Regions from separate parts of the Mus musculus genome. Here all the other regions are linked to region 3. The links are chromatin loops, found by intact Hi-C in ENCODE. Cell type or tissue: left cerebral cortex. All regions are shown on one strand. Each heading gives the region's core, and the rest is flanking DNA. Links, peaks and the distances in the headings are about the cores only. Region 1 overlaps N6amt1 (N-6 adenine-specific DNA methyltransferase 1 (putative)). Region 2 overlaps Usp16 (ubiquitin specific peptidase 16). Region 3 holds the start of Gm25896 (a small nucleolar RNA gene).

What was found. Hi-C counts contacts between places; a loop is a spot of excess contacts. Peaks named below come from ENCODE experiments on the same cell type or tissue, not always from the same donor. Only the 100,000 strongest peaks of a DNase experiment are listed, where the experiment ranks them.
Region 1: a loop joins it to region 3, with 2.0 times the contacts of the local background. A loop is called at or near these places in 5 of 42 quality-filtered maps.
Region 2: a loop joins it to region 3, with 2.1 times the contacts of the local background. A loop is called at or near these places in 14 of 42 quality-filtered maps.

The regions. Positions count from the first base shown.
Region 1 is chr16:87,359,219-87,369,492 of GRCm38, forward strand. It overlaps N6amt1 (N-6 adenine-specific DNA methyltransferase 1 (putative)), which reads left to right. Exons shown (of 6, transcript NM_026366.2): 4 at 3,302-3,385; 5 at 6,921-7,062; 6 at 8,247-9,431. The coding sequence ends at 8,353. Among named protein-coding and RNA genes, the nearest start is that of N6amt1, 10 kb to the left of the region's middle. In left cerebral cortex, for the core only: no CTCF peak of the experiment used is centred there; no DNase peak of the experiment used is centred there.
Region 2 is chr16:87,473,208-87,483,481 of GRCm38, forward strand. It overlaps Usp16 (ubiquitin specific peptidase 16), which reads left to right. Exons shown (of 18, transcript NM_024258.2): 11 at 1,375-1,466; 12 at 2,210-2,266; 13 at 3,507-3,680; 14 at 5,919-6,582; 15 at 7,668-7,762; 16 at 8,507-8,593; 17 at 9,653-9,809; 18 at 9,900-10,274. The coding sequence ends at 10,024. Cct8 (chaperonin containing Tcp1, subunit 8 (theta)) reads right to left here. Exons shown (of 15, transcript NM_009840.3): 15 at 10,118-10,274. Among named protein-coding and RNA genes, the nearest start is that of Cct8, 18 kb to the right of the region's middle. In left cerebral cortex, for the core only: no CTCF peak of the experiment used is centred there; no DNase peak of the experiment used is centred there.
Region 3 is chr16:87,416,515-87,426,788 of GRCm38, forward strand. Ltn1 (listerin E3 ubiquitin protein ligase 1) reads right to left here. Exons shown (of 30, transcript NM_001081068.1): 3 at 9,732-9,830; 4 at 9,054-9,284; 5 at 8,315-8,367; 6 at 6,884-7,064; 7 at 4,295-4,468; 8 at 3,659-3,849; 9 at 1,921-2,056. It overlaps Gm25896 (a small nucleolar RNA gene), which reads right to left and starts at 2,530; the gene lies at 2,395-2,530. In left cerebral cortex, for the core only: no CTCF peak of the experiment used is centred there; DNase peaks (open chromatin) are centred at 4,153 and 4,427.

The DNA of each region.
Region 1 (10,274 bases), core at 1,013-9,012, 57 kb before region 3:
ATTCACAGTGCTAAGAAGTAGAGTGTCAAGAAGGTTCTCAGGCCACTCACATACGTGGCCATGCATAGCGATGCACGTGATGTAGAACTGCCTGCTGTGTCTGTAAAGAATATTACATCTATTTTTTGATGGAACAATAAAACCACATAAAATAGAACAAACCCAAACTGAAGTAGATCCAGAAACTCCAGTGTTAATAAAACGATCTCGAGGATTATAGCCTGGGTCTCCTGTCTAGCTCCAGAAGCTACACAGTGGCTCAGGGATGTGACTGGAGAGTCTACATGCTAGACTTAACTCCTCAGTAGTTAAAGGTGGCCCTGAAAGACTGGCGTGGTGGCACACGCCTTTAATCCCAGCACTCGAGAGGCAGACGCAGGCAGATTTCTGAGTTCAAGGCCAGCCTGGTCTACAAAGTGAGTTCCAGGACAGCCAGGACTATACAGAGAAACCCTGTCTCGAAAAACAAAAAAACAAAAACAAAAACAAAAAGGTGGCCCTGAACTAAACTGATTTGACAAAGCAAGAAACAAGAGACAGGCTTAGCAGAGCAGTCGATTTACAAACTCTTATACATTCAAACTCCAGGGATTATTACAGCTATCATAGAAAATAAACCCATTGCTTAGCTGAGATTACATGTCTAAAAAGTAGCAACCAGCAGGGTATATTGGCTCAGTCCTGTAATCTCGGTACTCAGGAGTGTAAGATAGATTACAGCTGGCCTGGGCTACATAGTGTGACTGCTTCCTCAAAATCAAAAAGGTAGAATTGTCATCGTTCTTCGTTTTCAGTCTTACAATACAGTCTTTTAAAGTACCTACTACATGTTCCATTACATCATCAAAACATACCACACACGTTTTACCATTTACAAACTCACTGGCATCAGCTACTCTGAGGTATGTGGTACTCAGGCCAGTTCAGGTGTCTGCTCTGTGAAGAAGCTGACAGCCCTCCTCCGTCTTCTCACTCTTGCCCCGTTTCTCCGTCATCTATTGGCAGAATATCTTTTCTCCCTGTTGCTGTGCTTCATGCAAGAAAACCAGACAGTTCTGGCCCGTATTTAACATAAGAGCCCTCCATGGTGGCCCCAGTGGGAATAAAGTCCGTGTGTTTTGGCTGCATGCATGCAGGGCCTCTTTCACTTATTTTTCAGTTCTTGGAAATGCTAAGGCAGAGAGCTGTCTAGACCTGGCTAGAGATGCCTGTACTAGACAGTCAGTCCTCGGTTACATTTTATTTAAGTCTTTTGATGTTAGAATTTTTGTTTTAATATTTTGTCCTTTTGCTTTTTGTAAAATCCATCCCATGGTTATTACTGTATAGCTGGATAGGACAAAGGACTATGAGTTACAAAGCAAAATCTTGTCTAGTTTCTTTATCCAGCGTTTCTAGAAAATTCTTATTTCCGACTTCTTTTAAGAAACTTTTTCTTTATGGAATTGAAAACACTTTCAAAGCTTGCACTTGCATGCACATGTGCGCGTGCATGACCATGCACACACACACACACACACACACACACACCAGTGAATCCCTCATTCTTGCACTGGTGAAGGAAAAAACTAATCTTCTTTTGGTTTGCAGGCCAAGTTATATCATTCATATATATATATATATATATATATATATATATATATATTTTTAAGGAGTAATTATTGTTTCCCTTTTAAAGGAGCAGAAAGGGGGCTGGATGGATGGTTCAGCAGTTAGGACCACTGGCTGCTCTTTCAGAGGTCCTGAGTTCAATTCCTAGCAACCACATGTTGTCTCACAACCATGGATAATGGAATCTGATTCTATCTTCTGGCCTTCAGGCATTCATGCAGCCAGAGCCCTCGTATACTTAAAATGATTACTATTTTTTTTTTAATTAGAGAAGAAAAAAATACTTCTATAAGCATATCCTCAAAAATAGGTCTTAAGAATTCTCTTTGAATTGTAAGTTAACAGGCATGTCAGGATAATTAAAATGGAATTGATTATAGAAATCTAAGTTGGGAAATTCTCTGATATCACTTCATAATGTATATTCAGTGTTCATAACCCAGCCCAATACATATCAACTGCTTGGATGGTGTGAATGGAAATGAAGTGACTTTATTCATAGTTTTTTTTTTTAATTTAATTTTATTTTTATTAGGTATTTTCCTCGTTTACATTTTCAATGCTATCCCAAAAGTCCGCCATACCCCCCCCCGAATCCACTACCCACCCACTCCCCCGTTTTGGCCCTGGGGTTCCCCTGTACTGGGGCATATAAAGTTTGCAAGTCCAATGGGCCTCTCTTTGCAGTGATGGCCGACTAGGCCATCTTTTGGTACATATGCAGCTAGAGTCAAGAGCTCCGGGGTATTGGTTAGTTCATAATGTTGTTCCACCTATAGGGTTGCAGTTCCCTTTAGCTCCTTGAGTAATTTCTCTAGCTCCTCCATTGGGGGCCGTGTGACCCATCCAATAGCTGACTGTGAGCATCCACTTCTGTGTTTGCTAGGCCCCGGCTATTCATAGTTTTAACACACACACAATTGTGATTTCTTTTTTCTCCCTTTGTTCTATAGAAACCTGTGCCCACTTTAAAGATCTTCATACGCCACACACTGGCCATTTGCAGTCTCTGACGACTGAGTTCAGTGCTTCCTTCTCTGCCATTTGATGCTGTCAGTCAAAACATTTACAAGTAACAGAAGCAGCAGAAACACAGTCCCTTCTTGGTGTTTTCTGTCATTCAGATACAGTCTCTGTCATCTTACAAAAGATTTCCCTGGGGAGCTAGGCAGCTGCCTTGGTACACTGTCTGTTTTACAAGGACCTAGGTGAGATTCCAGAAATGAATATAAAAACCCAGGCGGATTCCTGGAATCTTTCTGGCGGGCCAGCCTAGCCCAGCAGTGAACTTCCAGGCCAGTGGGAGACAAAATACATCAAGATTATCTTTCGACCTCCATTTGTGTACAGACACACACACACACCATTTCTTAATTATGTTGTGTAAGTTAGCAGACATAGCTGTAAAGCTCCTCACAGATCTGCAGGGAACATATTTCACACCATCAGAGCTTGCTTGTGCTCACACCGCCTTCTAAAAGTGACCCCAGAGTGGAAGCATGTCTGCTCCTGAGGAGAAGCCACTGTCACTCTCACCCTTGCTCTCACCCATACAGTACTCACTTTCAGCTTATGTTCATCTGCAAGTCTGGAAGTCCTTCCCCTCCTGACAACACGGGAGAGTAGCTTTAAAGACTCACTCACTCCTTAAATCAGGCTCCAGCCTAAACTGCATTATTGCTACCCTCAGGTGCACGGCTTGCTGCCCAGACTGAAGGGGAAAGTAGACCTGCTGGTGTTTAACCCCCCCTATGTAGTGACTCCGCCTGAAGAGGTAAGACTCACAACAGAACTCAGTCTTTGTTCCCAGCTGTTTCACGAGACCAAGTGAACTTCCCGTGACTTCGGTCACTGCTGCTAACAGCACTCCAGTGACTGTTCAGAGGCTGTCGGTCACGGATGTGTGAGTGATGCAGAAGGGGAGAGATTCTGCTGCAAGCACCAAGTGTGATCTGCCTAGTCAGAGCTCTCACCCAGATCAAGCCACAGTGCTTAAACGGGTCCATTACCCTAAATAACAAATCTGAATGCACACTTTAAAAACACTTGTAGTCAACTAAAAGTATTCGCCGATAGTTTCCTTCTCAACGTCTGGGGTTTCATCCCTTCAAATGATCAGAAATTAAAAGTATGGGGCCAATCCCGATCTTCCATAGGGAACCGATGGAAGCACATGTATTTAAGAATGTCCGCCGTAGTGAGGAGGTAAGCCGTATCAGCACGCCCCCAGAAGGTGAAGGGACATAGAGTAATAACAGATGAGCACTGGCTTCTCTAATTGGGGAAAGTAGACCTGCTGTATCCTTTGCTGATTGTTCTCTGGCAAAGCTGTAAAATACCATGTTCAGTCCTACTCCAAGATGAAGGACCCCATTTGTCTCTTATGAGTGCCCTCACGTGCTCGGGTGAACTGAGGAGCCAAAATAAGCCACAGCACAACAGTGTCTTACAGTCTGCCCATAGCTCCTATAATGAAATGCCACACGGTGGGTAATTAATATCTATTTCTCACAGGCTGGAGGCTGTGGAGACATTTCAAAGAGTGTGACTGGCAAAGGCCTTGCTGCTGCGTTATGATAGAGACACCACACGCTGAGAGTGAGGAGACATTCATAAACACGTGACTCTCTTCTCCTTTTCAATATGGCCACCAGGCCACTATAGCCCTCTTGATCTCCTGACCCTAGTCAACCATCTCCAGAGGCCACCAGCATATCAGTAGTGGGTGAAGCTTCTGATATACAAACTTAAAGCTCAAGAAAGAGCTGTGAAGAGGACCCTTGTGATACAAACGGTTCAGTCTGGGCCAGAGACCAGTGAGGGTCCACACTGTGCAGGCCCTCTGACCACATGCACACCCACACACATCCGCACACACACATCCCACACCCACACACAGCCACACAGGAAGTCAATCAATTTTTAAACAGGGTTCCGGCCAGTGATTCCAGTCCTTAACATCTATTTTTAAAAACCATTCAATAGCTGGCCGTGGTGGTGCCTTTAGTCCCCCAGTCTCAGGAGGCAAAGGCAGGCAGATCTGAGTTCCAGGCCAGCCAGGGCTATACAGTGAGACCCTACCTCCAAGCAAACACAAATCATTCACTTAGAGGATAAAAACTGAAGCAGACAGAGCCCGTGTGCAGAGCAAGAGGGAATTCATGGTCATGGTTTCAGTTCATACAGAGAAAACAGTCATTGAGGAAACAGTTCTGAGAACACGGTGACCCACTTGGCGTCTCAATGTATTTCCAGCAAGATGGCTCAGCAGGTAAAGGTGCTTGCCTGTAACGACGACTAGCTTAACCTTTAGCAAGGGTTAAAAATAAAGACTTAGAGATGACATCCAGAAGACATAAGAATTGGAGCCTTAAAAATCTCTGTATTCACTATCACATTCAGACACTTGAAATCAAGTGCTGAGGCTTGTACCTGTGGTCCCTTAGGGACCAAGGATGGACCCATTTGCTGGCCCAGGGAGCAAGCAACCAGATGGCCACTAGCATATGCCTGACTCCTTCTGAAATGGAATACTCTCTTCTTTGGCCCCAGGGTTGGGCTGGTGCCAGACATTCTTGAAGTCATCTCAGTTATAAACAGATAAATGGGGCTGGCTCAGTAGCCTGGAATCTTATCGCAGGAAGCCCCACTGCATTCTGGAGCAGCGGGTAGAGAGGCCTGACAGGGACTGACCCAAAGCGTCACACCTGCTGAAATAGCCAGACCAGTTCCTACAAAAGGATGGAGTAGTGCTGAGAGCACTGAGCAGGAGCAGCTTGCCCAGAATTAAAGCACGGGGCATCAGCCCAGAATTAAAGGGAGGTCTCCAGAGTCCCGAAGCAAAGTGGAATTCATGATCTCCCAGTGTAATTGTGATGAACCACACTGAGTAGGTGATAGATGTGGCAATAATCAGAATTACATTCAAAGAAAAGAAACAGACTCAGCAGATGTCAAACACCGGCTAAATAAGCTATACTCCTTCAGTAAAATACGACACCAACATAAGGAATGAGTTCGAGCTCCTCCAGAGGACATGCGACATCCTTGAGATGTTGACTGATAGGGCGGGGCTAGGGAGATTCCTTAGCCGATGAGATGCTTGTGAAAGTGAGGCCCAAAGCTGGTTTCCTCTGAACCCATGTGAAAGCCTCGCAGCAGCCCATGCCTCTAATCCCGCAGACCTGAGGCATGGTAGGAAGCCCACAGGACAGCTAGCGTGGTCTATCAGTAGGAAGCCCACAGGACAGCTAGCGTGGCATATACAGAGGTGGACAGGAGAGACCACCATCTCCGACAAGGTGCCAGGCAAGGAGTGTGTCTGACCTGCACGTGCCCACACACACCACACACACACACACACACACACACACACACACACACACACGCTACACATAGCACTACACATAGTGTGTCTGACCTGCACATGCGCCCCCCCCCCCCCACACACACACACACGCTACACACACGCTACACACACACACACACACACACGCATGCACACATGCTACACACACACACACATGCTACACACGCGCGCGCGCGCGCGCACACACACAGACACACACACGCACACACACATGCTACACACACGCACACACACACACATGCTACACATAGCACCATCTGCACAAAAAAGGAAGGGCAGGGAAGAATGTGAAATGTGATTGAAAACAAAGTTGCTGAAGATGGGGGAGGGGCAGACAAGCAAACCTGAACAAACCTTCCCTTGTAAATAAGTATAGGTACTTTATTGTTCTGTAAAATTAGGTAATTTGATTGTAAAGGGCTTATTTTAAATTGGGAAACATGACATATTGATTAAAAATTTAAAAAAAAAACATGATTGTATATAAAACTAAAGTCAAATATACCTAAAGGCCACAGCAAAAATCAGAAAAACAACTGTGCCTACGTTGATCTTAATTTTCATTGATTTCTTCAGAATATTCCTGTGGTAGCAATTGAACCCAGGGCCCCACAAATACGAGATGAGCTCCGATACTCAACTGCATCCTGTCCCTTGAGAGTTTGAGACAGGGTCTCACCGTGTAGCTCAGGTTGGCCTTGAAATCAGAGTCCAGTCTTAGGTCTAGAGATTGCAGGTGTGCCCGGCACCCAGCATGCTGCTTCGTTTGTTGGCCAAGTCTATGGCCTCTCATAGCAGAAGGACCTAAAGAGTTTGGCAGAATGGTGTTCAGGAGCCAAGGTACATTCGTTTGAAAATGTGTACTTGCGTGGAGACGTTTTTTGTCAGAAAGAGTGTAATCTCAGTGAAGCCTGAAGCAAATGTCTCTGATTGCCGACAGGTAGGAAGTCGTGGAATAGAAGCAGCCTGGGCTGGCGGCAGAAACGGCCGGGAAGTCATGGACAGGTTCTTCCCACTGGCTCCAGAACTCCTCTCCCCAAGAGGGCTGTTCTACTTAGTTACCGTAAAAGAAAACAATCCCGGTAATTAGAGAGACAGAGTGTGTGTGTGTTTCTGGTTAACTATTCACTTGCTGACAACAAGAGTTGGAAGGCTGACTTATTAAACAGCCTGAGCTGTTGAGCAGTTTGATCACTGACAGTGTGTTGGAAGAGGAGAAACACTTTTAAGAGGTAAAAACGTTCATGTTTTAAAACCTGTTGTCTTCCTGGGACAGAGCAGTTTCGCTCATTCATAAACTAATATTCAGATATAAACTCTGACTCCTAGCAGTTCGACCTCACCGTGGGTTCCATCCCATGGAGCAGGTCTTAAATCCCAGCAATAATAATAATAGAGAAGTTGGTCGCTGCAGTAACAGCTACACCTTGCAGGCAGGCCACTGTTGGAGTTCCCAGGATTCATAGCTGGATGGAGAGTGATGACTCCTTCCCCACCCCCATCCCCACCCCCACCCTTTTGGAGGCAGGAGCCTAAGGACAGAAGAAAGCATTGGATTCTAAATGTAGTTAGAGGTGGTTGTGAGGTGTCATGCGGGTACTGGGACATGAACCCAGATCCTCTGCAAGAGCCGTAAGTGCTCTTAACCACCAAGTCATCGCTCGGGCCTCTGGTTTTATTTTCAAAAGAAGTGAATTCATTTATACTCTGGACACTGTTAGGATTCAGCTCGTCCAAATTTTCATTGACCTTTCCCATAAAGAATATATGGTAGAGACTGACACCAACCAGCTAAAACTTGATCACCTGTTATAATAACAAGGTTACATAATGATTCTGTGTAGTCGGAAGTGGGCTAGCACTACAAACTAGGCCCTTGAGGGCTGGAGAGATGGCTCATTGACTGCTCTTCCAGAGGTCCCGAGTTCAATTCCCAGCAACCACATAGTGGCTCACAACAATCTGTAATTGTATCTGATGCCCTCTTTTTGTGTATCTGAAGATAGCAACAGTGTACTCATATAGATAAATAAATCTTAAAAAAAAAAAACCAAAAAACTAGGCCCTTACGTCTGTCAGAATCCTCGGACCTTCATAAAGTTGTGTCCCAGATCTCCCAGGTCCAAGCTTGAGGTAACAAACATTTGCCTGGCTTACACTGTTTAATCAGAGGAATTTTTTGTGTTTATCTTCCTACTAAATTGCTCAGTGATCATGGATATCACCAAATGATTTAATTGAATTTTACTTTTATTTTTCATTTTAGAGGAAATCTTTAAAACAATGAAGACAAGAGGTCTGCAAGGGACCACAGCACTTTGCAGGCAAGCAGGCCAAGAAGCCCTGTCAGTCCTCAGGTTCAGCAAGTCCTAGTGTCCTGAAAGCCACAGAAGTAAACAAGAGCTGCCGGCAGCTGAACAATCGCTCAGTAGGTTTCAGACTGATGCCATTGCCTGGCCAAGAAATTTTATTAGAAATCTGTCATTTAAAAAAAAAAAAAAAAGTGGAGCCAGGTGGTGGTGGCACACACCTCTAATTCCAGCACTCTGGAGACAGAGGCGGAGAATCCCTGAATTCAAGGCCAGCCGAAATGCAGAGTGAGTTCCAGGACAGTCAGGGCTGCACAGAGAAACCCTGTCTCAAAAACCTAAAACCAACCAAACCAAAGTGAAAAGAAAAGGCAAGAAACCCGTGAGGGCTGAATGGATAGATGGCTCAGAGGCTGAGACACTGACCGCTAGTACAAAGGATTGGGGCTCAGTTCTCAGCACCCACATGGTAGGGTAGTTCACAAGGGATCCTGCCCTATTCTGACCTGTACCTTTGGAGGTCAGAATGACATGCATACATACTGCAGGCAAAATATCCATACACAAAAACAAAATAAACCTAACAAGAAGAAAAGAAAAAGATAGAAAGCTGGGTCATTTTGTTTTCAGAGAATCAACATATGAGTTTTTCTGTGCAAGTGCAAGTAAATATGTATTATATGTATACCATATTTTATATATTTATATATGAAGGCACGTTTGATTTAGCCTTAGCTATAATATAGCAAAGCAATTTAATTACCCTAAATGTCCACCAGAAAGGACACTGGTTAAAATCTCAGCCTAGGGCTGGAGAGATGGCTCAATGGTTAAGAGCACTGACTGCTCTTCCAGAGGTCCTGAGTTCAATTCCCAGCAACCACATGGTGGCTCACAGCTATCTGTAATGAGAGCCAATGCCCTCTTTTGGTGTGTCTGAAGACAGCTACAGTGTGCTCATATACAATAAATAAACCTTTAAAGAATAAATAAAGTAAAATAAAATCTCATTGAATCCATTCCACTGAACATGTAGCCATGAAACAAGGCACTGTGTAGATCCTGCACCCGAGGCTTTTTGGTGACCAGGACAACTGAGTGCTAAGAGGCTGGAGCTGAATTTCATCCCATACACGCTATTTTGAAAAGCCAGCCAAAGCAGTGTATCGCTGTGTGTATATAACAAAGATTGGGGGGGGGGGGGAATAAAGGGGAATAAACTACAGGAATAAAAGAACTTCAGCCTTTGTGTAGCGTCTGTTTTACCTGGTGGTAATATTGGACTGTCCATGGACTATCACAGTCCGCATGGTAAGAACTTAACTGCAGACAGTGTAAAGGTGAGCTTTCACTCTGTGAACAGCATAACGCCACTTGCTGATGCTCCCAGGGGTTCATCAGGAAGGCCCCTTTCCCTCAGTTACTTATGAAGGCCCACCTCAGGCTAGTGATGTCATCTAAAAGTCCAGCCTCCTATGGAGGGAAGCTTAGATGATCATTTGCAAGGATCGTGACCACCTTCCTCCTCTATCACTTTTAGGAGTGGCTACTCGTGCATTGCCTACCCCCCCAATGGATAATGATACTGTACCCAGCACTACCTTGACTCAGAGTTAATACTATATACACAGACATAATTTTTTAAAGATGTGGGGGTGAATACATGCCACAGTGGGCCAGTACCGCAGGAGCCCAGAAGAAGGTGTCAGATGCTCTAGAACTGGAGTTAGAGAAGGTTGTGAGAACACAACAGAGCGCCATAAAGCAGACTCAGGGCCTCTCAGAGCAGGAGTGCTGTTAACCAAGGAGCTCCCTCTCCAGCTCTCTCTCTCTATAATTTCAAAATTAAGGCATGAAGTTGCAGAGGAGAAGAGAGGAAGGTGATGGGGGAACGTGATCAAGACACTGCGTACATGTATGTAATTTTCGAATAATAAAATTGATAAGAATTCCAATATAGAGTTCATGATAGAGCTAACCAGGGT
Region 2 (10,274 bases), core at 977-8,976, 57 kb after region 3:
AAAACGCTATAGTTGAATTCTTCTGTACCTTAGGACAAAATTACTGGCACATATATTTCAAACCCAGAAATAATTTAATTAAAATTTACCCATGTTATTGTTGAGTTTCAAAAATCAGTCCTCCAGCGGTAAATATTTTGGAAAAGCTTAGCTTGTGATATATTCTTTTTATGCATTAATATATTAAGATCTATAAAGATAGAATTAAGATAGCATCACAATTTTATTTTTCTGAAACTAATTCTAATTAACAGGCAGTAAGTGAATGACACTAGTTTGACTTATCCGTAGCTGGTTATTAATCATAAAGCTGTCTTAGCTCTTGTGTGTCATTTAAGGATTTAGGACGCTCTAGCTCAGGCTGCTCCAGAACTCACAGATCTTTCTGCCTTGGCCTCTTGAGTGCTGGAATTACAGGCATGAGCCACTACACTTGGCTTTGTCCACAGAATTTAATATGATGTTGGCATTCTCCTGCATGCTTTCCTATAAAGTCATAACTGCTTATGTGTAACTGCTGGGCATTTGACACAGGACTGGTGAAACACAAGAAGTACGTTTGATTTTCATTTAAGTTTTGTAAAATGTTAGCTAGCGGTCCCGGTGACCAAGGGTTCCAGTATTAAAGCTCAGGTTCCAGTTACCTCCTAAGAGGTATCTGTGCCTCCTCAGCTTGCCATAGAGCCTGCCTGGTAACAGGACGGTGCCTCTGGCTTCTGCATGTGGGCGAAGACCGCTTGAGTAATGCTTATACACTTCATGTAATTTGAAAATTATGTGACTGGATATTAAAATACTCTCTGACTTTAAGCATGTCAAAAGTATTAATAGGACTGTAGAAAGTCAAATGGAACAATTTGCCTGATAGTTCCCAAGGGTTTTGTATTGTTATGTTTTAAGTATAAAAAAAGTTTATTGTCAGAGCTCATAGACCAAGTTATGGCTATTCTTCTGTTAGACTGCAATCTCCTATCAGTACTGGCTGTCATCAGATGTTAGCGCTGGAACAAGGAGTGATAGGACTGACTAGCAGAGTCTGACCTTGTTGTTTCTGATCATAAGAACAGTCCACTGAGTGGAAGTTTGTTTCCTATTAATAAACAGAAGACAGACAGACAGACAGACACACACACACACACACACACACATGTGCGCACAGACACATATCATTTATAAAAAGGTAATTGTGTTAATTTTGTTCTCAGTGGTAGACTATATACTGTTAACTCCCACAACTTACAAATGTAACACTGGTAATTATGAATAGAAAAAAAACTTTTAGGGACAGGAAATTAAGAATGAAAATTTAGATAAGTTATTTAAACTTTTCCCAATTAACTTTAAGAAATAATTGTAATTCTTTTGTTGTTATAGATTATGAAAAGAAAAAGGCAATCCCGAGTTTTGTGGACCGCATCTTTGGTGGCGAGCTGACTAGTACGATCATGTGTGATGAATGCAGGACTGTAAGTGGGTGTTGTGGGGTGGGCTTGGACACTGAGGACGGACAGACGTATCTAATTAAAGAGGAGCAAGGAGTGTGCCTTTGCCAGGGCTATTTAATTATTGACTACTAGAGTGGTATTGTTGGTTGGTCTTGAGATGAAGTCTTGCTCTGCAGCCCAGGCTGGCTGGGAACTCACCAAAGTTATCCAGCCTCAACCTCTGAGGGCTGGCATTCTAAGTATGTACCTCCATTCCCAACCCACACATGATAGTCTTTTTTGATGTATATGGTTACTCACTGTAAATATATTTATTACCCTTAAAATCTTTAATAAATTGCAATAACTTTAAATTCTTCCCCAACTCATGGTCTTCAAAGTTCTATAATTTTTTTATTTCAAATATTCTTTTTTTTTCAAAGATTAATTTATTTTATGTATGTGAGTACACTGTAACTTTCTTTAGACACACCAGAAGTGGGCAGATCCCATTACAGATGGCTGTGAGCCACCATGTGGGTGCTGGGAATTGAACTCAGGAGCTCTGGAAGAGCAGTGAATGTTCTTAACCGCCCCCTTCAAAGTCTCTTAATCCTTTGCTTACTAAATGCCACCTTCCACCCTTCATCCTTGGGTGGTGAGAGAGGAGCCCTGATAGGTAATGCTTAATGTGAATGTCTTTCTCTGCTGGATGGGACTAATCTAATAGTAAGATTTAACATTTTTTTTTCCTTTTCCTTTTATATTGCCTTTGGTTGGTTAAGGTCTCCTTAGTGCATGAATCGTTCCTTGATTTGTCTCTTCCAGTTTTAGATGATCAGGTGAGTATTACTTTAGCAAACAAGATTTATTTCCTTTTGTGTTAATTTTGTCTTTGTAGGATTTTATGAGGAACATCTTTTAAGGATCTGTGTATTTCCAGCCAGCCCATTGAGAAGTTTTCCAGTGTTTACTAGAGATGGAATCATGTTTAGGATTTGAAAAGAAAAAGGGCTCTGTTCTTTACTTAAAAGCTGTGTCTAGGATTCTTTGTAGGTATTATCTTGATAGGATTACATATAGGGGAGTATTTTTTTCCTATTAAAATAACTGTTTTCTGTATTTAAAGCTGACGACAAGCTGACCCTTGTAGTCTTTAGTGCATAAAGATTAAACAGAAATGATTATCTCAGTTTATGCCATATTAATTGGGTTCCTTTTAAGTTGCTGTAAGATACAAGCTGCTGGGTGTGGTTTTCTGTGACTGTACTCTCAACTCTGGGGAGGTACAACTTAGCAAACCTCTGAATTTAAACTTGGGTTGGTCTATATAGGAAGTTGCAGGCCAACAAGGGTGACACCAGTGAGTACCCAACTTCTGAACAAGTGACTGAGTATGGAATAAGTCATTATTCAAGTGACTTATTCCAGACTCACTTTACTTTCCCTAAAACCATCATTCACATGCAGAAAAAGACAAAACTACAGAGGAATTCTGTGGTGTGACCTAGAAACCACTTACACGAGTGCATTTACAAAAGGACATCTATACAACATGCTATGGCATGCAGCCAGTAACACTCACTGCATTCCTTTCTAATCTACTTACATGTAACACTGACTTTTGTGTATATAGGTATATTTGTGTAGAGGTATGTTTGTAAGGTGGCTTTGAACCCATGGAGGAGCTAGAGCTTGGATGGTTGTGAGTCACTTGACATGGTGCTCCTTCTAACTGCTGAGCCAGTTCCTCCCCCCCCCCCCCCCCATGGCCTTCTTGCTGTTTTGTTTCATATTTCCTCACCCTGTGATGATTGTTGTTATTGGAGATAGAGTGTCTGTATGTAACAGTCCTAGTTGTCCTGGACTCGCTCTGTATTCAGGCTGGCCTCTAACTCAGAGATCTGTCTGGCTCTGCCTCCTGAGAATTGACGTTAAAGGGGTGTGTCACCATGCCTGACCTTTATATAACTTTTTATATATTGTGGGAATTAAAAATAATGGAGTAAAAAACATTAGGCAACATGGATTTTCTTTGTCCAAGTAGTAGTGGTAATATTTTGCTTTTCTCCATATTTTAAGAGTGGTAAGAAAAGTATAAATGATAAAAATGTGAAAATGACAATGGAGGAAGAAGATAAAGACAGTGAGGAAGAGAAAGATGACAGCTACATGAAATCAAGGAGCGATCTTCCGTCAGGGACAAGCAAGCACCTACAGAAAAAGGCAAAGAAGCAGGCCAAAAAGCAGGCCAAGGTAGGAACCTACGGGGGCATTATGCTTTGTCTATAGTTACATTTATTTATTGTATGTATGTGAGTACTCTGTAACTGTGTAGATGGTTGTAAGCCTTCATGTGGTTATTTGGAATTGAATTTTAGAACCTCTACTTGGCTCTGGTCGGCCCCGCTCACCCAGTCCCTGTTCATTCTGACCCAAAGATTTATTTATTATTATAAATAGGTACGCTGTAGCTGTCTTCAGACGCACCAGAAGAGGGAGTCAGATCTCATTAAGGGTGGTTGTGAGCCACCATGTTGTTGCTGGAATTCGAACTCAGGAGCTTCGGAAGAGCAGTCGGTGCCCTTAACCACTGAGCCATCTCGCCAGCCCCTAGTTACTTGTTTTTTATAATTAAAAACTTTTATTAGCATGCAGAGTGGTGAGGTTTAACACTATACTTTTTGTTTTGTTTGAAATTTTATTTATTTTTATGTAAATGGGTATTTTGTTTACATTGTTGTGCCAGGAAGCATTCATGAATCCCAAAAGAGCACCAAGGAGCCCATAATAGCACTGGGGTCTCTTTATTACAAGCTCAGGCTTGGGCTCTCCTCCAGCCCAACCCTGAAACAGCAGGACAGGAAGGGAAGGTGGAGCAGCCCTGAGCCCTCAGCAGGACAAGGTTTTATAGGAACTGGAAGTAAGTGAGGGGGAGTCTATCCTGGCAAGTATCTGAAAGTGTACTGTAAGCCAACAGGTGGGTACTCTCAAGACAGTCACCAACGGTCTGAAAGGACATCTGAAACCATCAGACTAAGGAAGTAGCTAGGGAGTAACTTTGGCCAGGACAAGCCATGGGATCCTTCCTTAGCTGTAGGTCAAGTTCTCGGGCTTTTTTTCCTCTAAGATGGAGGCTGGTCCTAAGATGGAATAGGGTTGGCTTTTGCAGCATGTCTGTTCATTCAGCACGTTTATGACTGGTGCCACCACCACCAGCCAGAAGAGAGGATCAGATGCTCTGCAGTTGGGGTTCTGATGGTTGATAGCTGCTCAGAGGGTGCTAGGAATTGAACCTCGGTCTTCTTCCTTCCCTTTCCTTCCTTCCTTCCCCTCCCCCCCTTCTCCCCCTTCCTCCCCTTCTCCTTCCCCTTCCCCTTCCCGTATACTGTCACTGTCTTCAGACTCTCCAGAAGAGGGCAACAGACCCCATTACAGATGGTTGTGAGCCACCATGTGCTTGCTGGGAATTGAACTCAGGATCTTCGAAAGAGCAGTCAGTGTTCTTAACCACTGAGCCACCTCTCCAGCCCCAAGCAGCCACACTCTTAATTGAGCTGTTTCCCTAGACCCTACATATAATTTGTTCTTATTTGCCCCTGTCTGTACAGGCAGAGATGTGAATTTAGTAGGGATTTATTTTTAACTGGCCTTGGGCATGTGGCTTCTTTGCTTCTTTGTTAAAAATTTTCGTTTTCAGAATTTTCATCTATCCTGTAGCCAAGGCAGTCTTGGAGTGTGTCCTTTTGTGATTGTTTTAGTGAGACCCCTGTTAATAATCAGTAATTACAACTGGTAGGTAAATCTTTCTGCCTTGGTTTCTAATTACTGTGACAATAAACTATGAACAAAGGACGTGAAAGTTTCATACTTCTAGACGGTGTGAGTCCAGATGGCAAACAGAACAACTCAGAGCTCACCTCTTTTTGCTTTTCAAGACAAGGTTTCTCTATGTAGCCATAGCTGTCCTGGAACTCACAGAGATCTGCCTGCTTCTGCCTCGTGAGGACTGGGATTAAAAGGTGCAGCACCACCTCCAAGCCCAGAGCCATAATGCAGCAGAGGAAGCGCACCGGGAATGGCATAGGCTTAGAAGCCCTCAGTGTCTGCCCCCAGTAAAGTAACTCCTGCAAGGCCACACCCACTCGCATAGACCTGTGGGGCCATTCTCTTACAGACCACCACTTTGTCTCATACTGGCTGCTCAGGTCTAAGTCATAGAGCTCTGAGTAGCTCACTTCTCAGGAATAGACACCAACTCATACTACTATTTCCACAGTAGTCCAATGTAATGAATAGTGATTATTCTTGATCTCATTTAAAGAATTTTTTTGTCTTAATTTATTTGAACTCTGATAGTAAAGGAATTTTTAAAATCAGAATTTGAGAGTGAACACTCCTTATGAAATGATGTTTGAAAACCAACAAAATCTGATATAGTATGTACACTCATATTCTGTCTCTCTTCTCTCTTTATATGTACTCTTTACTAAGAACCAACGAAGGCAACAAAAAATTCAAGAAAGATTTCTTCACTTCAATGAGCTCTGCGCCACTGACTACACGGAAGACAATGAACGTGAAGCTGACACAGCACTTGCGGGAGAAGTGGAAGTGGATACCGACTCCACCCATGGTTCTCAAGAGGAGGCCACACAGATAGAGCTGTCTGTTAACCAGAAGGATTTGGATGGCCAAGAGAGCATGATAGAAAGGACACCTGATGTGCAGGAAAGCCCAGAGGACCTAGGAGTGAAAAGTGCTAACACCGAGAGTGATCTGGGGATTGTGACGCCTGCTCCTGAATGTCCTAGGGATTTCAATGGTGCCTTCCTGGAAGAAAGGACCAGTGGAGAACTAGACATTATCAATGGTTTAAAAAACCTTAATTTGAATGCTGCTGTTGATCCTGATGAAATAAATATAGAGATTCCGAATGACAGTCATTCTGCACCCAAGGTATATGAGGTCATGAACGAGGACCCAGAAACTGCTTTCTGTACCCTCGCGAACCGAGAAGCGTTTAGTACTGATGAGTGTTCCATTCAACATTGCTTATATCAGTTCACCCGGAATGAGAAACTTCAAGATGCCAATAAACTGCTTTGTGAAGTGTGTTCAAGACGGCAGTGTAATGGACCAAAGGCAAATATAAAAGGTATTTATTTTTCTTGTTGTAAAAGTTGATATTAAAGTGTGTATTTTGCAGGTAGAATAATTGTGAATTATCACATCTGGGTTTGGAGAGTCACAAGTACTCTCATGCTTGTAATTGTGTTAGTAAAAAGAAAAAAAAACTGCATGGCATGGATTGAAAGGGAGTACAGTGTCACAGACTGTTGAAGATTTTCATTGCAGTTGAAGTATTCTAAAGTTCTTTCTTTCTCTTTTTCTTCTTCCTTCCTTCCTTCCTTCTTTCTCTCTCTCTCAAGATTTATTTATTATTATACATAAGTACACTGTAACTGTCTTCAGACATGCCAGAAGAGGGCATTAGATCTAATTCGGGTAGTTGTGAGCTACCATGTTCTGGGATTTGAACTCACAATCTTTGGAAGAGCAGTCAGTGCTCTTACCACTGAGCCATCTTGCCAGCTCCCTAAAGTCATTTCTTTACATGTAAAATAATATAAAGAATAAGTAATGTTGCTTTTAGGGATTTAATTTTAGAGCAGACAATGGCAAGCAAGCCAAAATCCATAGGCCTAATACTGTTTCTGATAGTCTCTGAGCAAACCGTGTTTCCTCTCATTGTGGTCATTTCTTATGAAGGGAGATATGCCAAGTACCTCCAGGCATCCTGCTGATGTGAAAGTTCTCAAAGATATCGTAAAATGTTTTGGTGTCTGGAATTCAATCTAGGACTTTGTACATTTGGTAGTGAGTTGTACTTTAAAGCCTTTTAAAAAAATGCTGTCCTCAAAGTTGCCATCCTATGCCTCTACCTCTTAAATACCGGATTACAGGCATGTGGGAGCATGTGCCTGTCACAGCCTCAAAAACATTTTATAGGTTTTTATAAATAATTTGATATGGAACACTTAACTGCCAACCCTAATTAAATGTGCTGCTGCTTACATTCTTCATGTGTTATGGACATTTTTCAATTTATACTGAGAAAATGTCCTTGAATTTTGCCTCTTGGTTATTAAAGACACAAATATGACCACAGTCTGCTGAGGTTTGTTCCTCCTGGCTTTAGAGCTTTAGGTCGTCCTTCTATAACAGACTGACTGTTTGCAGGTGACAGGAGACATGTTTACACCAATGCCAAGAAGCAGATGCTGGTCTCCCTCGCGCCTCCTGTCCTCACTCTGCATTTAAAGCGATTCCAGCAGGTACCCTCAGAACTCCAAATTAGCTTACGTATGCAACCCCTACTTTAGTCTCTTCTGAATTTTTTTCTGCCTTGTCTTAATTCTAATTTCAAAAGAATGGGAAATTTAGAAGAGAAAATATATCTAAGTTTGTCAAAGTGAAGAAATTTAGACAGTCCTGGTTTCTAGAGCTTATGATTTGTAGTATCTTATTCAAAGTTTAACTTTAGATTAGAAAAACACCAGTTTACTGCTAAAATGTGTATGTAGTATATCTTAATTTTTTAATGACTTGATAAAAAGAATATATTAGATTTTCATAGTTTTGTGACTGGATCATCTTTTCTGGAAGATTTGATATATTACTACAACTTAGAAATTCTCCAGGATTTTATAGACATTTTCCCTCTAATTGGTCAAGTATTGGCTTGACCAATTGGTTGGGTCTTACTGGCACTTGTGTAAGCATGGTTAGACTATGTGACTCAAGAAAAATATTCTGCTATTGTTGAATTTTAGGAACTTAAAAATCTCTGACCTAATCTGGTATTTGGGGTGACTAAGGCAGAACCAGGGAAATCTCACCAGAGCACTTTTTGGTAATGTGAGGTACTTAAAGAAAAATCTACACTAGCCAGAAACAAGACAAGGAAAAAGTCTCTATAGAAAGGTGACTGGGGCTACATGTTCTTTGGGCATTAGAGGACAATCCGTATAGCTTTTCCAGGAAAAGAACTCAGTCTGCCATCCTTCTTTTTTTTTTAGGCTGGTTTTAACCTGCGCAAAGTTAACAAACACATAAAGTTTCCAGAAATCTTAGATTTGGCTCCTTTTTGTACCCTTAAATGTAAGGTAGGTAAAAGTGTTTTGTTTTTTGTTTTTTTTTTTTAAAGGAAATTGTTTAAGAGAAATCATGACCTATCAAATACTCTTCTGGTATTTCACATTAAATATGAAATTGATATTATTTTAGAAGGAGGGCTGGGATGCAGCTCAATGATAAAAGTGATTGGTTAGAAATATTTTATAGAGGGGGACTTTGGTTATTATATCTTTGGTTTTAGTTAGGGTTTTGCTGCTGTGAACAGACAACATGACCAAGGCAACTATTGGTTTGTTTGTTTGTTTTTTTCCGAGACAGGGTTTCTCTGTATAGCTCTGGCTGTCCTGGAACTCACTTTGTAGACCAGGCTGGCCTCGAACTCAGAAATCCACCTGCCTCTGCTTCCCAAACGCTGGGATTAAAGGCTCGCGCCACCACGCCCAGCGATAGTTGAGATTGAAGAGCACAGAATAGTTGAAGGGAGGAAAAGAGCACTACAGAATGGGTTAAGATTTTAAAATCCAGTCTTTATGGCTGAAAAGGAATGGCACTGGAAACCCAGGCAAATCACCGGTGCACATACCTCTCTGTCAAGGCAAACAGTGCAGAGACTATGGAGGCACAGGCTGCCCAAGAGTACAGGAAAGGACTGTTCAAGAACAGTGATAATTAGAGCACAAAGGAAAACGGCCCTGCTTGAGGGAATGCGTTTTTACAAGAGCTGTCATACCTATGGTCTTAAGCAGCCTTAACTCGGGGTTTTAAAGTACAACCTAAATGTTAGCCTTACAAGGTTTATATTGGTGGCAGAACCAGGATGGCCAAGATATAAAGGTACTCTAGAATTTTCTTGAGGCCTTTAACTGGCAAATTGAGTTAATACCTATGTCATTTAACCATGATATTATTACGTGGTTCATGACCTAGTTTTTGCACCATAAAATCAAATTCAACTTTGATAAAGGTGAAGTTATCTCTGTGGGCTAGGACAGACAGGTGGTGTGACAAGATGTGAACATGTCTTTCCAAGGACATGTGTGTAAATGGGACAGTAACACTGGATTATACGTATTTTATATGTTTTTAAGAATGTTGCTGAAGAAAGTACACGAGTGCTGTATTCCTTATATGGAGTTGTTGAACACAGTGGTACTATGAGGTCAGGGCATTACACTGCCTATGCGAAGGAGAGAACTGCAAGCTGTCACCTCTCCAATCTTGTTCTTCACGGTGACATTCCACAAGGTAAGCTATCTTGGATACTCCGCACATTTTGCCTATTATGCCAAAGCAAATAATAGAAGCCTGACGCTTTCCTTTTGTATTTCCTGACAGATTGTGAAATGGAATCAACCAAAGGGCAGTGGTTTCACATCAGCGATACACATGTGCAAGCTGTGCCTATAACTAAAGTACTGAACTCACAAGCGTATCTCCTATTTTATGAGAGAATACTGTGATAACAAAAAGTGCTTTCTCTGGAAATACACCTATGGCTTTTATACTGGCTATTATAACAATAAAAAGTTAAACTATAAATTATGTTCACCTAAGTAAATGACAGAAAAAAAATCATGTTTATTTATTTAAATACAGGCAAAATAATTTACAGCGGTTTTGTATTAGCATACTGGTTTTTATTCCTTCTAGTTTCAACTTTAGGAAGGATTTGAATAACTAAGTTCTGTGCTTACTCTGACTGGGTGGTAG
Region 3 (10,274 bases), core at 758-8,757:
AACCTGTAGCTATGTTAAAGGAAAAACACAAACCAGCCAGATGCCGGGCTCACTGGCCAGACAGCCTACCCTACAAATCTGTGCGTTTCAAGCCTGCTTCAAAGAGCAAGAGGAGTGGGGTCCTGAGAAACAACACATGAAGTTATCCTCTGGCACTCACTGAGGCACGCACACCACGTGCACACTTTCTCTCTCTCTCTCTCTCTCTCTCTCTCTCTCTCTCTCTCTCCCACCCTCCCTCCCTCCCTCCCTCCCTCCCTCCCTCCCCCTACTTGGTCATAACTGTTTTTCCCCCTCACATATCTGAAAACAGTAACTCAAGTATTTTCCAATCATTCAAAAAGTTTGACAATTTCACTTTATTCCACCTCAATTTTATGATGTGATCAACCATAATTCATAATCCAGATTTCTTTGTATCTTCTAAGATCAATCAGTTTTTGCATTTTACTCACTTAATTAAAAGATACAAAAAAACATACAACATTAGAAGCCCGCCGTGTGAAGTGGTGTATGCCTGTAATTCTAGCCCTTGGGAAGTGTAAGCACTTGTTGATGGCTAGGCCAGGCTACATAAGACCTTGCATTAAGTAATTTGAAAGATAACTGGAGCACTTAGGCACCAAAAATTCAGAATACCTTTCCTGAATTAGAAAGGTAAAAGATGGAGCCAGATGGAGCTCTATAGAGCGAGTGCTAGGACTGCCAGAACTACACAGAGAAATCCTGTCTCAAAAACCTGGAAAGAGAAGAAAGGAAAGAAGGAACAAAGGTAGGGGAGGGAGGGAGAGAGAAAGAAAAGGGGGAAAGAGGGGGGTCAGGCAGGCAGGTAAGAGATGGTAATGGGGCTAGAGAGATGGCTCAGTAGTCAAGAGCATGTACCTTTGTGGATGACTGGAGTTCGGTTCCCAGCACCAATAACAGCTACTTCACAACTACCTCTAACTCCAGCTCCAGCGGATTTGAATACTTCATCTAGATCATCAGGTGCCTACACTCACACATGCATACAGCCACACCCCACACACAAACATAAAATCTTTAAGAAAGTGAGAGACCGCTGGACAGTGGTGGCACATACCTTTAATACCAGCACAGCAGAGGCAGGATGAACTCAGAGTCCAATGCCAACCTGGACTATAGATCTAGTTCCAGGACAGCCAGGGCTACACAAAGATCCTCTGTCTCAAAAAACCAAAGATAGCAGGGAATCTAAGATGTTACCAAATATACAAGCTTCTATAATCATTGAGCCTGCTCTTATCGTGGATCTCATAGTCAAACAGAACTGTTCATAAAAGGGTAAATGCATATGAGCATTTGAGAAATAACAAGATTATGACGAATAATTAAAACCTCACTACACAGCACCAAAAGTGCCATGCAACTTCTGTTTCACACTGCCTCTTTATAAAGAAGTCAGAGATTTAAATTCAGAGACAGGATATGGTAAAGTAGTCTATGGATATCACAATAACAACTGACAGTATAGAATTTTTATTCATATAGTCAGAAATATACTATTCATGGCTAGAGAAATGGCTCAGTGGTTAAGAGCACTGACTGCTCTTCCAGAGGTCCTGAGTTCAATTCTCAGCAACCACATGGTGGCTCACAACCATCTGTAATGGGGTCTGATGCCCTCTTCTGGTGTGTCTGAAGACAGCGACAGTGTACTCATATACATAAAATAATATTCATTTTGTAAATTTTAAAGTGAAATCATTTGGAAGGCTAACTGCCAAAAACCATCAAGAGGAAGGACACAGTGAGCTTGAGTCTTTCTTCTGTGTGCAAAGCACGGATGATTTACAAACATACCTGCTCATTGATAAGGATGCTGAGCAAACATACCTGCTCATTGATAAGGATGCTGAGCAAACGTACCTGCTCATTGATAAGGATGCTGAGCAAACGTACCTGCTCATTGATAAGCATCTGCACCATCTCCTCCTCGCCTAAGTTCTGCTGCATTATAAACCGCAAGCATTCAAAAAATGCCGAGATGACAGCTGAGCACTCAGAAGAGCTCGATTTGGTCCTCTCAGTTGACAGCCTAGGAAGTAGTGACTGAGGGTTATTCTTCCAAGAGGAAAAGAAGAGCTCAGAATCACAAAGACACTAAAAAGGAATCCCGCTGAATGAAAACTTTTAAGTCAAATTCTTTAAAAAAAAAAAAGAACAATCTTTTTTTTTTTTAATGTATGTATGTGAGTACAGTTGCTCTCTTCAGACGCACCAGAAGAGGGCATCAGACCCCATTACAGATGGTTGTGAGCCACCATGTGGTTGCTGAGAATTGAACTCAGGACCTCTGGAAGAGCAGCCAGTGCTCTTATTAACCGCAGAGCCATCTCTCTAGTCCCCAAAGGTCAAATTCTTTTTTTTTTTTCCAGATGTTTCTTTCTAATGAATTGACCATTAGACTTACAAATTCCTGCAATGGCCAACAGACCATAAAAAGATATTTCTTTAGGCTCCTGCTTGAAACCAATAGCTTCAGTAAACTATGGCCTTGATTCAGCGCCAAAAGCCAAATTCTTAAAACTAAAAACTAAGAGCAACCAAAATATTACAGCTGATGAGAATGTGAATATCAAGAATTAGAAAAAAAGCCAGGCGGTGGTGGCGCACGCCTTTAATTCCAGCACTCGGGAGGCAGAGGCAGGTGGATTTCTGAGTTCAAGGCCAGCCTGGTCTACAGAGTGAGTTCCAGGACAGCCAGGGCTATACAGAGAAACCCTGTCTCAGGAAAAAAAACAAAACAAAACAAAATAAAACCAAAAAAAACAAACAACAACAACAAAAATGTGATATCTAATTAATTATTAAAGTTTAATTATTAATCAACAATTGATTAGTTATAATTATTAATTATCATAATTGATCATAATAGAACATGCATGTCATTCATTGAACGACAAGTGGAATGAACTGTTTAAAGTGTTTAGCAGAAGTAACTGTTTTGGAACTTGGGTGTGGAGCCTGAGACCTCACACGTGTGTCTAGGCAGGTGAGCCTCATCGCAGGTCCTTAAGGGTTCTATGGATTTGGGCATCTATATCTGACAATATGAAAATACTATGACTCTTTAGAATATGGTCCATTTCTATTTAGACACTTAACTGTTTTTGTTTTTATCTTTGTACTGGCTACTACCACAAAAGCCTGGGCAGTTTTCAAAAACAGAAAAGGGTTGGTTACAGCGCATGTCCTACAAAAGGCTCTTTTGTGCACAGCCCAGCCCAGCCCAGACCACACTGCAGCACTCTGCCGTGCTCCCTCATTCCTATCTCTCTGAAAGCTTGAAGTGTTTAATAGAAGGAAAAAAAAAATGGTGAAATTCAAATTGGAAGGAAAAGTATGAGAATAAAAGCAAGAAAAATTCCTTTTGCTTTTAAAAACAGAATTTAGGCTGGCAAGATGGCTCAATGGGTAACAGCACTTGTCACAGAGTCTGAATAAACAAGTCCAATCCCTAGAATCTACGTGACAGAAAGATAGAAGAGGTTCCTGCAACCCACACTCCAAGCCTCATACATACATACAACGGCACACATATACATGTTTGTGGGTGTTTACAAGCATACATAAGCCACGACACACACAATAAACAATAAACGTAATTTTTAAAGTAAAAAGAAATGTATTTGCTCACCCGGTAACTAGAGAGGTGAGGAAGTTTTTGAAGAAGTCCAGCTTTGGCTCTGTGATGGACTGAGGGAGTTTGCTGATGAACGGTAAGAGGTAAGGATACATAACAGCAGCTAGGCCCCGGCCACCCTCTCGGATCATGGCCATCAGCTTCGGAAACACACTTTTCTTGGCATTTACATGAAACCAACAGTCCTAACCAAAAGAGAAAAAAAATTTATAATAGTAATTAAAAATTGTAAGTGTGATTCACAGATAAGAGAAAGCAAATCTCAAGAATAAGAACCAAGCAGGGGACCTGGGGAGATGGCTCAGCAGTTAAGAGCACTGACTTCCGAAGGTACAGAGTTCAAATCCCAGCAACCACGTGGTGGCTCACAACCATCTGTAATGAGATCTGACACCCTCTTCTGGTGCATCTGAGGACAGCGACAGTGTATTTATATATAATAAATCTAAAAGAAAAAAAGAGGTGTGGCCTCATTGGAAGAACTGGGTCACTGTGTGGGTGGGCTTCGAGGCCTTCTATGCTCAGGCAGGCTGAACAAATTTTAGCATTTTTCCAGTGAGTTTTATTAGACAGGACAATGTAATGCACTCTTTCACGTGGCGTTTAGGGAAGTGTGTCTCCCTTACATACCTCAATAGTTGTCAGCGTGTAGAGCACAGCCTCCCAGAGAGCTGGGCAGACCACAGGGTCACTGTCATCAATGCTGAGCAGGACAGATGGACTCACTTTGGCAGCTTCCTCTTTCATCACCTGGGGAACGTGCTGGCACAAAGCAGAAACTAACTCAAAATATGCTGAGCGGACCTAAAAGAAGAACCAGAAAGCGGGATGAAACCAAAGCCTAAAGACAGTAGCAATTGCTCACAATTCCCTGTTCGCACAAGGCAAAATAAAGACAGGAAGAATATAATTTTTAACAGAAACCCTATTTAATAGCAGAACTCTTCATTTGGGGTTTCAAACCAGTCTAACAACATTAGCCACAACGAACACAAAGAAAAGCAAGCACAGCAAAATACAATTAATCCTCTACAGACTTCATTAAAAGTGCTTATCTAAAGCACTTATCTAAACTCCAGCATTGGGAGGAAGAGCTAGGCAGATGTCTGTGAGTTCACACAACCTTGACTACAGAACAGAGCAGCCTGGACTACACATAGAAACTCATTCCCAAAGATACAAACAACAACAAAAGTGTTCTATCTTTTTGTAAGACTGTACATCTGGAAAAGCATAATTGCCAAAACAAAAGTGTGTTCATCTAATACATGTAGATGTAAAGCTCAAGGGCCGTGTTACAGCTAATGTCTCCCACCAACTCAGTTCACATGCTGAAACACTGAAACTGCTATATACAAGTAACTAGGTCTTGAGCATATTACCTTCATAAATGCAATTAATAATTAATAAAAGGAAGCTCAACATAATGGCAATGGCTCTAGTCCCAGGACTCAGGATGCAGAGGCAGGTAGGTCTCTGTGAGTTCAAGGCCAGCCTATCTATATAGCTAGTTCCAGAACTAGAGCGAGTTCCAATTCCATGGTGAGGCTTTCTCAAAAACAAAAAATAAACAAAAACACCAGTAAAACAAAGCAGTAAGACACTAACTACACAGGAGGGCTTGAGGGAGCAAGGCTGCCCTTCTGCCCTTCCATGCCTTCCCACAGGTAAGGATGCAGTGCAGAGGACCCAGCTTTGAAGCATAAATCTATGTGGTGGTTTGAATACCCTTGACCCAGGGAATGGAACTATTTGGAGGTGTGGCCTTGTTGCAGAAAGTGTGTCCCTGCGGGCTTGGGCTTTAAGACCTTCCTCCTAACCACATGGGTATCAGCTGTCTCCTAGCAGCCTCCAGATGAAGATGTAGAACTCTCAGATCCTCCTGCACCTTGCCTGCCTGGATGCTGCCCTGCTCCCGCCTTGATGATAATGGACCAAACCTTTGAACCTGTAAGCCAGCCCCAATTCAATGTTGTCCCTATGAGAGTTGCCTTGGTCATGGTGTCTGTTCACAGCAGTAAAACCCCAAGACAACTCATCTTTAAAAAAATAATCCCTAGAAGATCTGCTAGACTGTTCATCTAGTCTTTCTAAAAGTATTTTTAGAGTTATTTTATTTTATAGTATGAGTGTTTTGCCTACACTTATGTATGTGTACCATGTACATACCTGATACCTGCAGAGACAAGTAGAGGCCACAGGCTAAAGTTGGGGGCTACAAAAGGGTGTTAGATCCAGAGTTTCCTATAGTGTGTGCAACTGCGTAGGTTATGGAAATCAAACCCAGATCCTCTGCAAAAGCAACAAGAGCCCTGAACCACTGAGCCATCTTCAGCCTCCCCGCCCCGCCCCCTGTTGAGTCGTAACTGTGAGCCTCTATAACTCTGAGCCTCGCATTTCTACCTTTTTTGAATTACCCAACTTAGCTATTTTGTTTGAGTATGGATGGGCTGAAACAAGCAGATTTAACACAATGAGTGAAGTAGAAGACTGACTCAAAGAGCTTATTCATACACAGAGAGAAAACTGAAAAACACAGGAGACATACAAGACAGAAAACAGGACATTTAATCTATAATTAGTTGCAATTCCAAAGAAAGAAAGAATGAAATGAAGGAAATATCTACAGGCAACATCTGAGAATTCCTGAGGCAATTAAATACCCCAATCCACAGATTTAAGAATCCTAATAAATCATAAGCAGGACCCATAAATGTGTGAGAGAAAATCCATACCAGGACAGACCATACTGCCTTAAGAAAACGCAAAGAGAGCCAGCTGTAATGACACATGTTGTTAGTCCCGGCCCGCAGGAGACAGAGGCCAACCTACATAAGAAAGTGACAGGATGGAGCTCAGAAAGCATCGATGTCAGTTCAATGTTCAACAACATCACAGAAGGGAACAGAGAGTTACAGTCTAATCGAGAGGCAACTAAGTAATTCCTGAAGGAATTACAGAGGCGTAACCATCACAATGAACATGAGCTCCCTGAGTGTGGTGGCGCACGCCTTGGGAGACAGAGGCAGGCAGATTTCTGAGTTCGAGGCCAGCCTGATCTACAAAGTGAGTTCCAGGACAGCCAGGGCTACACAGAGAAACCCTATCTCGAAAAATTGAAAAACCAAAAAAAAAAACCCAATAAACATGAGCATAAATGCAGTACAATCGTGGCGGAGTTACAGAAAACAAGTTTTAAACTCGAAGCTATTGGCATACCTGAGGTACACTGTGTTTTCCATACTTCCAAAATTTATTCTGTGATAAAAGTGATTTAAATTTCTCCTCCAGAGAATCAAGCTCATTGTTAGGTAAGAAACAAAGCAATCTCTTCAGTGCCAATAAAGAGCACGTCACGACTCGGTGGAACTTAGCCTCTCTCTCTTCCTCTGGCACAGTTCTAGAGTTAAAAATAAACAAGTAAGACTGCAAAAAAGAAGCCAAACTACATATTTGGCACCTTTATATTGTTGTATTTATTTATATATATTTTGTTAAATTTCTACCAGCTACCTTATTTCTGTATCTTTTCCCCCACTACAAACACCTTTCAAAACTCATAGAATGTTCTGTCACATGTATTTAGCTTGTGTGCCTTTGCGTCTAAAGCACGGTGGGTGAGGGAGCGTGCATGTGTAAAGCGTGGAGGGTGAGGGAGCGTGCATGTGTAAAGCACGGTGGGTGAGGGAGCGTGCATGTGTAAAGCGCGGAGGGTGAGGGAGCGTGCATGTGTAAAGCATGGTGGGTGAGGGAGCGTGCATGTGTCAGAGGAGGAAGTGGGGGCAGCTCCTCTCCTTCCTCCATGCTGGTCTTAGGGAGTGACTGCAAGCGCACTCACCCAGCACGCAGCCGGCCAGCCCCAGGTAGAATCTAATCACACAGTGTATAACTGATCCAAGGCGAAAGCAACGGCAAAGCCCAAACCCGGCAGCATGGAGCAAGGGAGGAAGCACCGTGCTCTCTGCAGCAGGGATCGGCAACTCTAGGAGTCTGACTACATCCCTTGATGGCGTCTCAAAGGCTTGGCTACAATATAGCAGTACAGCTAGAGAGATGGTTCAGAGGTTAAGAGCACTGACTGCTCTTCTAAAGGTCCTGAGTTCAAGTCCCAGCAACCACATGGTGGCTCACAACCGTCTGTAATGGGATCTGGTGTGTCTGAAGATAGCTACAGTGTACTCATATACATAAAATAAGTAAATCTTTTTTAAAAAAATAATAACAGTAAAGATAAATAAAACATTTTTACTACTCTTTTTACAGAACTATTTGATAACAGTTTCAAGTACGCCAGACCTTAAAACAGTTTTTGCTATGACTGCGAAAAGGTTAATTAAAAAATAACAAAAATAACAAAAAACAAAGCTATAAGGTAGAGTAGTACACGCCTTTAATCCCAGCACTTGGAAGGCAGAGGCAGGCAGATTTCTGAGTTCCAGGCCAAAAAAAAAAAAAAAAAAAAACTACATATGTATCTCAGAAAATTCAACTTTAACACCAGCCAAAGTTCAGGGAGGCACCATGCAGCATTTTCTGAGGTAATTTTACCTGCATTTGGAATTCCTTCTCAAAACACACCATACTGAAATAATGCATCCAAACCAACTAAGTAAATGCCTAGTGCACATTAGTTAGAAACATGCAGCTTACTGAGGGTCACTGAGTGTGTCAGGAGTCTCCTTCAGAAGATGGTCCTGTAACACCTGAAGGAGAGAACCACCAAAGCCTTGAGACTTATGGCACTGACAACCATCATCGGATGTAGGAACAATCTACCTGCTAAAGTTCTCATGCCCTTAACCCACAGACTAGCTATTTTCGGCATCAAAACTAACAGGTCTAAATTTTTGCCCATTTTTGTCTTCCTACTTATTCCCTGCCTTGGCTGGTACTGTGACAAAGACAGGGTACTTTATGACAGCTCAAATGCCCATCCGCAGAAACGTTCCTCTAAATACTCGTAGCTACTTGTCGGCCATTATTCCCACTACAGCAGCACAGTGGGCTGCTCAGCCAGTCTGAGAGACAGACTAGGGTTTGCTTTCCTTCCCCATCTCTGGCCCGCAGAGAACACATATTGTGCACGTGTGCAGGTCAGGGGCAGTCAGTTCTGTGGAGTCAGTTCTCTCTATAGACCTTTGAGGATGGTAAGGAACAAGTCAGGCGTACTAGGCTTACGTGGTGAGCATTTTACCCACTGAGCCATCTTGCCAGCCCCTCGATAACTTTCGAGGTTACCGATATCTTTTATATGGATTGTGTGTGAGAGAGAAACAGAGCTTGTTCCTTCTTGACACATTTACAAGAGTAGGTAAAAGAGCCGCCACCGGATGCCTGCCAGCCTTAGACAACTGAGAAACACGGGGACACAGTGGCTGCAAACACTCACAGTTGTAATTTCTTCCTTGCAAAACGCTATGGCTTCAGGTTGCTTGCTTGGAGGGAAAGCGGCTTCGAATGCATCTTTTGCTGCCAGTGCAGCTGGTGGATATGTGTCACACTGAGCCATCAACCAATAGCCCATCACGCTTTTTAAATAGGGAGCTAAGTGCTTCTTTACTTTAAGGATAAGTTTTTCAAAAGCTTGCTGCGTCGCCTCTCGAACACGGCGATCATGATCCTATTGAAAGCAGAAATGTGGTTTAAGAACAAATACTAATATTTGTAAGAATTCTACAATGGCTCACAGTAGTAATTCATCCATGTATATAATCAAACTAATAATAACTTTTGACAGGCTAGAGGAAAAACTTAGCAGTGGAGCACATGTTTTAGGCTAACAGTGCCCTGAATTCAATTACAAGCCAGAAAAAAAGAAACCTAGAAAAAGAAGAAAACTTGCTTTGAAATGAGTTAGGGTTTCTTTACTGACAATCATGGAAAATAATTTCATGTGAAATAATTTTTCCTTTCTCCCCCTTTCCAGTGAGATTGTAGCCAAGACATGTTCAAAGACAGAGTAATAGGAGGGATTCATTCTCGCTCTTCTGTAAAAACCCAGTGGGCAAACCCTTGCAGAGGTAGCCCTTTAAGCAGAAACAGCTCATGAACGCTAATGCTTGCTTACAAGGGAGATTTTGCAGAAGATTCTTGGCCAGTATGGAAGAACCCCTTTGACGGCTTCTGTGTCTCTCTCTGTGCACATAATTCCAAATTCTTGCATTGCCTGAAAATAATTAACATCATCAAGGGTTAACAGAGGTAACACGACCTACGATTTTCTTCCTTTCGTTCTGGGAATTCAATCAACTTTATTTAAAAGGAGAATGCATCATTTCTGCCTGTGCCACAAAGAAACATGAAAAATTCTTTCATAGTCCACTCTAGCAAAATTTTAACCATAAACAAAGAAAACTATGTGGTAGTGATTTAATCCCAGCTCTTGGGAGGCAGAGCCAGGAAGATCTGAGTTCAAAGCCAACCTGTCTACACAGTGAATTCAAGGGCAGCCAGGACTACACAGAGAAAACCTGTCTCAAAAACACCAAACAAACAAACAAATATTAAAAGGATGGAGCTGAGCCAAACATGGTATCAGCTATGCTGGAGCTGAGGTCTCTTAAGCCCAGAAGCCTCAGACTAGCTCAGCAATATCACAACGCTGCATCTC